2 separate regions of the Homo sapiens genome follow, and region 2 is linked to region 1. The links are chromatin contacts, found by Hi-C or POLR2A ChIA-PET in ENCODE. All regions are on one chromosome and are shown on one strand. The core of a region is the stretch at or near the end of the contact, and the rest is flanking DNA. Distances in the headings are between cores, read along the strand shown. Region 1 overlaps UNC13B (unc-13 homolog B). Region 2 has its middle 19 kb from the start of RUSC2.

The links. Hi-C counts contacts between places; a loop is a spot of excess contacts on that map. ChIA-PET counts read pairs that join two places held with the same protein, here RNA polymerase II (POLR2A). Pooled maps may share reads with other maps.
Region 2: a map of aorta shows a loop between it and region 1 (4-fold over the local background). The contact joins two enhancer-like sites. A Hi-C loop is called at or near these places in 36 of 168 maps with a recorded cell type or tissue (Caco-2, Calu3, GM12878 and 23 more), 22 of 37 single-sample maps with no recorded cell type and 36 of 50 pooled maps. POLR2A ChIA-PET finds 5 or more read pairs at or near these places in 2 of 52 experiments (A549 and MCF 10A).

Annotation. Positions count from the first base shown.
Region 1 is chr9:35,256,675-35,260,991 of GRCh38, reverse strand. It overlaps UNC13B (unc-13 homolog B), which reads right to left. Exons shown (of 40, transcript NM_001371189.2): 7 at 1,942-1,999. Among named protein-coding and RNA genes, the nearest start is that of UNC13B, 97 kb to the right of the region's middle. Within about 2 kb of position 2,456, at least 3 of the 41 ENCODE cell types and tissues checked have a DNase peak (open chromatin) inside an H3K27ac peak, as active enhancers do.
Region 2 is chr9:35,468,712-35,473,028 of GRCh38, reverse strand. It overlaps the pseudogene ATP8B5P. Among named protein-coding and RNA genes, the nearest start is that of RUSC2, 19 kb to the left of the region's middle. Within about 2 kb of position 1,913, at least 5 of the 41 ENCODE cell types and tissues checked have a DNase peak (open chromatin) inside an H3K27ac peak, as active enhancers do.

The DNA.
Region 1 (4,317 bases), core at 1,207-3,706:
TGGGAATAAAGTTGCTTGATTATTTAAGGTTTTTTATTTCCTCCTGCCCTCTTGGCATTTGCGCTTTAATCGCTTCAATTATATTTCATCAATGAGACCAGGAAGGAGTAGGAAGTAAAATCTCAATCTTTACATTTTGCTTCTCATTAGCAGTCGTGGAAAAAGGTTTAAAAGATTAAATCAATCACAATGAACTCATTACAATGAGTTTTGAAAAGGACCTGTAAACCTGAAAACCTGGTTTTGGATTCAGATTCTTCTGACCTCCTATGACCTTAAATGTTCGGTCCTAAACAGCAAAAAACAAAAGTTAGTAATAAATCATATGAAAAATAGGTTTTCTTTAAATAAAGAAAAAAAAGTTCACCTCTACCATTGGCCTTTACTTTTATCAGGAAAGTGGGCCTATAGAATGTACCAAATTGAAGGCAACCAACAGATTCACAAACCATGGACAAAGGTTTTCCTTTTCAGAAACAATATGAAGGAATCAATATAACACAGTGGTTCACACAGAGGTAGGAGCTACTAAGTCAGATTTTCTGTGTTTGAATATTTACTTCACCAGTTACTAGCTATGTGATTTGTGGCGAATTACTCAATCTATTTATGCTTCAGTTTCCTGCTCTCAAAAATGGGAACAACAGTAAAATCTGTCTTAGGGTTGTTGTGAAGTTTAAATAAATTAGAATACTTAAAGTCTCAGAATGGCATCTGGCATACTGTAAGACCTCAATAGTGTTAGCTGCTATGGTTTGTTTGTTTGTTTGTTTGTTTGTTTTGAAACAGGGTCTTGCTCTGTTGCCCAGGCTGCAGTGCAGTGGCACAATCATAGCTCACTACAGCCTCGATTTCCCAGGCTCAAGCCATCCTCCCACCTCAGCCTCCCAAGTATCTGGGACTACAGGCACATGCCATCACACTTGGTTTTTTTTTTTTTTTTTTTTTTTTTTGTAGAAATGAGGTATCTGTTTGTTGCCCAAACTGGTCTCAGACTCCTGGGCTCAAGAAATCCTCCTGCCTCAGCCTTCCAAAGTGCTGGGAACCATGCCCAGCCTACAGTTCTTATTATTACTAATATTACAACAACAAATGCTACAATCATTACCATCATCTTCAACTTGTAGTTGATGGAGTTTGGCATGAGATTCAGAAAAAACAGAGCAACACAAAAGTATCAAAATCCCCCCCCCCCGCATCCCCCTACACACACACACACACACACATATCACAGGTTGAAAAAGCGAAATAGATCAGACTCTAAGTCAGTCCTTTAGTGTCTCAAGCTGTTTTGAGGGAAACTGGGGAGAGGGTAACAATATACCAAAAACGTATGGCTCATTTCAATAATTAATCTGTGTGATCTTGACAAATCAATCTCAGGAGAAATAAGTCAATCATTTATCAAATTTTATTGAGGTATACTATGCATAGGTGTTGAGCCAAATGCAAAGAATATAAAATGGAACAATGTCTATGTCTTTTAAAACTTTGTGTTCATGTCAAAGAAATATATATATGTCATATGATGGATGTGCACACAGTAAAATGGAAGCACACAGGAGAGACCTAAGTTAGACTTGGGAGAAGGAGAAAACAGCACAAAGATTACCCAGAAGTGATGATATTTAAACTGAGCCTTAAAGAATAATAACAGGTAAACAGGGATAGAGGGGGTTAAATCATTCCTCCAGGGGTAGAAGCTAACAAATGTAGAAAAAAAGATGAGCCCTACTCCCCCCATACAAAACCGAAAAACGTCTCCCTAAAGCTAATAGATAGACAGCCATCAGAGAAAGGCGCCTGAACAGATGTGCTTCAGGAATATCTTCTGCTTACACACATGACATCTCCACCCTCCCCAGCTCAGAATAACCCATGTTCAGAGAAGCGACAGAAAGCTACAATTAAAAGAGATTCATAGACAAGTTTCTCACTTACAACACTGGGCGGCAGCAGTGGGCAATGGCTTCCTCTGGCTTTCTTCTTGACTAGAATACTAGAAGCAGAAAGGAGAAAATAAATAAATAAATACAATCAGAAGCCCAAGTAAAGACAGGGAAAAAAATCACAACTACCTATAAAAAGGTTTAGTGTTTGGAAACAAAATTTTTATTGAACAGAAACAGAACATCCTGCTCCTATTTTCTCTGTGTGATGTTGACATATAGGCCAGACTATTGGTTATGGCCCTGGCCAAGTGAGACAGGCTAAATAAAGCAGGATAATGAAGAACTGTCCTGACCAAGGGCACCTGGGCACCCACCTAGCTCTGCCAGGCAGCTGGAGAAGGTTTGGCCTTAGAATCCTTAGAATATTTCACAGCCCTCTGAGTTTTCCTGGGGCTAATGTATAGAAGATTTCCCCATTCAGGTGATGCAAGTGAAAACCTGTCTGGGGCTGTTTTCTCATTTTTAAGTAATAGTGCTTCTTTGCTCATAAGGTCACATGGGAAATAAGTGGAACTGCTTACCTAAGCATGTGGTGCAATATCTGGTATTTATAAGAGTTCCTCTCCCACTAGCACTGTAACCTCCGCCATCCCACCCACCACAACCACCACAAAAACAAGTACACGGTACTGAAGACATAAGACAATGTTCCATAAAAGGAAAAGAATTATGTCCAAATCTTGAGGATGGGCCCGATTTAGAAGGCAAAACAGAAAGAGAAAGGCACAAACAAATTAACAGGGGTACACAGAGTCTGGAAGACAGTGAGAATAGTCTGGTTCAGGGTCCATTGGATAATTAGAAAAATGTAACTCAGCCAGGCAACTTGCAAACATGAGATTTGGAGTTCTCATCCTGACGTGGTCACTTATTCATAAGCTATGAGATCTGAGGCAAGTCAATGCTTCTCTAAAACTGCCAATGAATGAGTTACTTATTAACTCAACAAATATTGATTGAGTATCCACTACGTGCAAGGCCTTGTTCTAGGCACTGGCAAAACAGAATTTGTAAATCATGGTAAGAATTCGAACTTTTCTAGTGTACTTAGAAGCCCTTTAGGGTTTTAAGCATGAGAGAATTATGATTTGATTATACTTTTAAAAGATCAATCTGGCTGCTGTATGAGATGAACTGTAGGGAACATGAGGGTAAATAATTATTGCAATAATCCAGACAAAAGTTGATGGTGTTGTACGTAACACTCTTATGAGTATCAGTGGTGAAGAGCATTTCAAATGGTTGGGATCCAAAATACAAAACACTTTTTGTATATAAAATATACTTTATAAGCAATAGAATATGGTACAAATGTCAGAGGTAGATACTGTTATTACTAATTTCCATGGAGAATAAGAAAAGTCAAGTACAATGTAAACAATATGATAGCACTAGCAAAATTGCCAATCACAAAAATGTTCAAAACATCTTTTTTTTTTTTTTTTTTTTTTTTTTTTTTGATACAGATTCTCACTCTTTCTCCCAGGCTGGAGTGCAGTGGAGCTATTTCGGCTCACTGCAACCTTCGCCTCCTGGGTTCAAACAATTCTTGTGCTTCAGCCTCCCGAGTAGCTGGGATTACAGGCGTGAGCCACCAAACATGGCTAATATTTATATTTTTTATAAATATTTATATAAATATTTTTATAAATATTTATATAAATATTTTATAAATATTTATATAAATATTTTTATAAATATTTATATAAATATTTTTATAAATATTTATATTTTTTATAAATATAAAAAATGGGGGTTTCACCACGTTGGCCAGGCTGGTTTTGAACTCCTGACCTCAGGTGATCCACCCGCCTCAGCCTCCCAAAGTGCTGGGATTACAGGTGTGAGCCACTGCACCCAGCCAGGTTCAAAACATCTTGAAGGTCAAAGATCCACTCCAAAGTAACAAAAGGACTTGGTTATAAATAATAGCCACTACAAATAATTATGATTTTTGTAGACAGTACATAGACATAACCATGAGGAATCCCAAAATTTTAAGTATTAAGAAGAATGCAGACCTAAGAGATCAGAGTAGATATTTTCAGAAGCTATATTTAATGAATCTCTCCCAGGCCCAAAACAGAAAGCTTAAGTCCAACTAGAGTATAATTAATAATGTTAAGACAGCTAAGAAAAAAGCTACAAAATCTGTCTACAAAAAACAGACAGGGATAGTAGAAGAAAGGAAAATTACAGGCCAATTTCATTTATGAATATAGAGACAAAAATCCTAATTAATAGATTACTAGGCCAAATCTATCATATTAAATAAGTGTGTGTAATATTCATATGTGAATATGTATGTATATGTGTGCACACATATGTGTGTTAGCATATAAATGTACATATAGCCTGTCCAGGT
Region 2 (4,317 bases), core at 664-3,163, 210 kb before region 1:
CTCAGGCCACCTAGCTCCCAGTTCCCAGTAAGCTCCTTTCCCTAAGCCAATGGTAAGAAGAGGTTTGCTTGGGCCTCAACTCTTCTCCCCTAAGTGAGAATAAGATGAAGCTAGAAGTTAGTCACTGGATCTGTGATAGACTTCACACCTCAGGAAGCCCTCCAATCATAAGAGTTACCCAGAAGAGATGTGGACACAGTTTTAGAATGTTTGGGATTCTTGACCAGTGGATGACAGACTGAATAGGGGTAGAAGACATGTCTGATGCCAAGCATGGAAACACTCATGGTCCTTTTCAACTTTACCCAGTATATGGTCAGGTCAGAGAATTAAGAGGCTCACCCAAATCAGCTCATCCAAAAATAAGCCTTCAGAGTTTATATAAGTGAAAATTTGTTTGACATGGTTACCAAACAAATAATAGGAAATATAGGAAATAATAGGAAATATTAGAGTGCTCTAGTCTTTTTTTTTTTTTTTTTTAGACAGGAGTTTCACTCTTGTCACCCAGGCTGGAGTGCAGTGGCATGATCTTGGCTCACTGCAACTTCCACCTCCCGGGTTTAAGAAATTCTCCCACCTCAGCCTCCCAAGTAGCTGGGATTACAGGCATGTGCCACCATGCCTGGCTAATATTTTTGTATTTTTTGTTGAGATGGGGTTTCACCATGTTGGCCAGGCTCGTCTCGAGCTTCTGACCTCAGGTGATCCGCCTGCCTCAGACTCCCAAAGTATTGAAATTACAGGCGTGAGCCAACGCACCCGGCCTAGCTTTTTTTAATTAAAAAATTTCAATTACTTATTGATATGAAATTTACTTAGTTAACATATAATTATCCATTTTAATGTGTACAATTTAGAGGCATTTAGTGCATTTACAATGTGCAACTACCACCTCTCTCAAGTTTCTAAACTTTTTCGTCACCCCAGAAAGATTATTCCATGTGTTCTAGTTTTTTAGATGTGATTACCTTCCTCTGTTAGCTAGGACACTGGGTATGACTGTTCACACACATGAGGACTTAACTCTATCACAAAAACAAGCTTATGCTTAAGGCATAAGATAAATAAGGGATTGGGCCTGGGAGACACTGATCAAACTCTGACTACCCTTTGATGGTTTCTCTCAATAATATTTATTGCTGTAAAGGGGAATCAAGAAATTAGCAGCTTCAGTAATACATTGACTGCTCCATTTAATTTATTTTTAATTTTATTATTAATTGACAAATACTAATTGTATATATTTATGGATACAATGTGATGTTTTCATATATGTATACACCATGGAATGATTATATCAAGCTAACTAACATATTTATCACCTTGCATACTTATTTTTTTGTAGTGAGAACATTTAAAACTCTTTTAGTAATTTTGAAATATGCAATACATTATTATTAACTAGGATCAACATGCTGTGCAATGGATCTTGAAGACTTATTCCTCCTGCCTAACTGAAACTTTGTACCCTTTGACCAACATCCATCTGATTTAAAGTGGGAGTGAACTGAGTACATAGACATTGGGGACTCCTTGAGGACAGAGACTAAGTCTTGCACATCTCGGTATTCTCAATGCCCAACACAATAGATTGTACCTATAAGATGCTAAATAAATGCTTTTTGGTTAGAACTGTTTGGGCTGGGTGGTCTTTGCTTAGAGAATAGAGACAGTTGTGAGAATAGGAGATAAATGTGAATTCCAGAGGCTTACAGATTTAGAGCTAGATTAGTCTTGAAAACAATTTGCAAAGTAAAAATTTCCCAGGACTTGGGGAAAGCAGGAAGACATGCATATCATAGAGCTTCCCATTAATAGAACATTTGTTGAAAATCATAATGTTCTGAGTCAGAGTCCCTGTTTTGTCAGAGAACACATATTTGACTTGGCCGAGCTCCTCAGTAAGGGTGGTAGTACGAGCCTGTGCTGGTGTGTTCCTTGGTGCATAAAACATCTTCCGATCCCAGTTGATATATAAACTGTTGCCCAATCTTATTATTTCAACACTAAGGAGAAAGCAGAAAAAGAATGGTTCTGCGTCAGAACAGGACAAGCAAATATATCATCCTGGTTTCTTTCTTAGCAGGGCTAAGCATCTGAAAATCAGAGTGTCTTCCTTGGGATTCTACCCTTCTGAAGGACCCTTCCCACCAGCCAACCCATTGTAATGCTGACTTTGGCCATTATCACCCAAGGCTTTACCACCTGGACCCAGATATACTTGATTAACTTTTTTGAGTCATACCTGGCTTTTATTCTTTTTTTTTTTTTCCATAATGTATCCAGGAAAAGTTACAATTTTGGAATTTCTGCAGTAATGCAAGGTGTGATAGAGTAACAGTTAACTTATAAAAGGCTGTGTTGGCCCAATTGGAGGATTATTGCTCCTGTCACATGGGGAAGACAGAGAACCTTGACACACTCAGAGTTTATTTCAGAAGAAGGAAAGAAGCTATGAAAATCAGGAATAGTTTATGGGCTGACCCTCTGATAAATTTCCAGGCAGAGCCAGCCTGCCTGTGGTGTGTCTCCTCCCACAACAACCTCTTCTCATTTTATATAAGTTTTCCCTATTGCCTCTGTCATACTCCTCTTCTGCTCCAAATAGCGTCCATTATAGATTCTTTATGGCTAACAAGCATGTTCATTTTAAAACAGTGAAGACTTTTAAGGGGTCTCCTTCTTATCATCATTCATACTTAATGTGTGTTAGTCTGCTTTATTATAAGAGTGATTATTAGTAATCCCTGTCTGAGACAGCTGCACTGACAGATGGGGATTTTTTCCTTTGAGGTGAGGAAGGAGGTGCTCAGGTCCTCATCATTGACTCATTACTGATAATCTCTATGCCTGGAGTTGGGACCCCTCCCATCCTTTACCATATCAGCCACCATAGCAATCTCTCTAAACCTTAGCACATAGTAGATACTCAATAAATATTACTAAATAAGGTAATCTAGTTACATAGGGTCCTTTTTTTTTTATTGCCAAAAAGCCCCGGTACAGGGTTTAGAAAGCCTGGAAAGGAGGAAACTAAAATGTGTTTGGGTGTGTGTATGTGTAAGGAAATGCAGAACCCAGAAAAGGATGATCAGAGTAGGGTAAATACTTTTTTCAGCTATTTCAAATTTTCATTCAAGGTGCTTATGAAAAAGAGGAAGGGAAACCCTTCCTCTTCTCTTCCACAACTTTTAGGAGTTGAACTTAGGTCACAATTACACCTATCTACCATCTGTCACACTGTTTGTGTGGGAAAATGGATTCTGAATTCTGATTAATTGACTTACAAGTGAATGTTTGGACCTATCTCATTGGTAAACTATGGGCTGCCTGGCCTATCTTCCTGGGGAAACTACCCATGCTTTAAGCATCACCAAATTTGTGTGTATGTTTTCTAGTTATTTCATGTGTTTTTATGTCTTATTTAGCCACTTACTTTATAAGTTATTTGAGGGCAGGGATAACTGTCTTTTTGTATAAACCACATAGTGTCTTCCTAGCACAGTATTCTGGACATGGAAGGCATTTATGCAACCTCTAGATATATCTCAGAGCATTTTGTACACCACCTACTGTGGAGAGTGAGGGGTTAAAGAGCACAAGTGTATGCTTTTTAAAAGTTCACACTCTGGTTGGGGAATTAAGTAGACAGTATGAAGTCAGCTCCTCCCCCACACCCCAAAGTGATCAAAGAAGCCTACCTGACATAGAGGGAAATGGGCACCATGGTATTGAGAATAATGAAGTAGGACCAGAATATGAGGATGGCAGAGACAGCTGATGAAGAGACATATTTTACCCATGGCAGAAAAATCTGGAAGTGGTAGCATTTCTTGTTCTGCCAAATGCCATGCCCAACTGCTAGGACAAAACACACGATGCCTAAAACCAGGAAAATCGATACATGAAAAAAAAAAGAATTAAATTAACATTTTATCCAACATATGTGCTGCTTCAGTTCTACAGTCTAGAGCCTTATCTCTCAGCAAAGCGTCCCTCTCCTAGGAGGGCAGGGAGGCCCTATAGTTCACAGTCTCTAGGCAGCAGTACATAGGACAGAAAAGAAAGTCCAGCAGAAGCCCTCCTTGGGATTTTCAAGGGAGATAATAGTAATAAAACATAGTAATAACTAACCAAGTGCTAGGTACTATGCTAAGTATTTATACATATTATTTAATATTTACAATAATCCTCTTTTAATAATAGATGAGGAACTTAAGAGTGAGAAAGAATTTTGTCTAAAGTCACTTAGCTACTGAGTAGAAGAAACAGGTTTTGAACCAGTTCCAGAACCCAAGCACGTAATCATTCCAT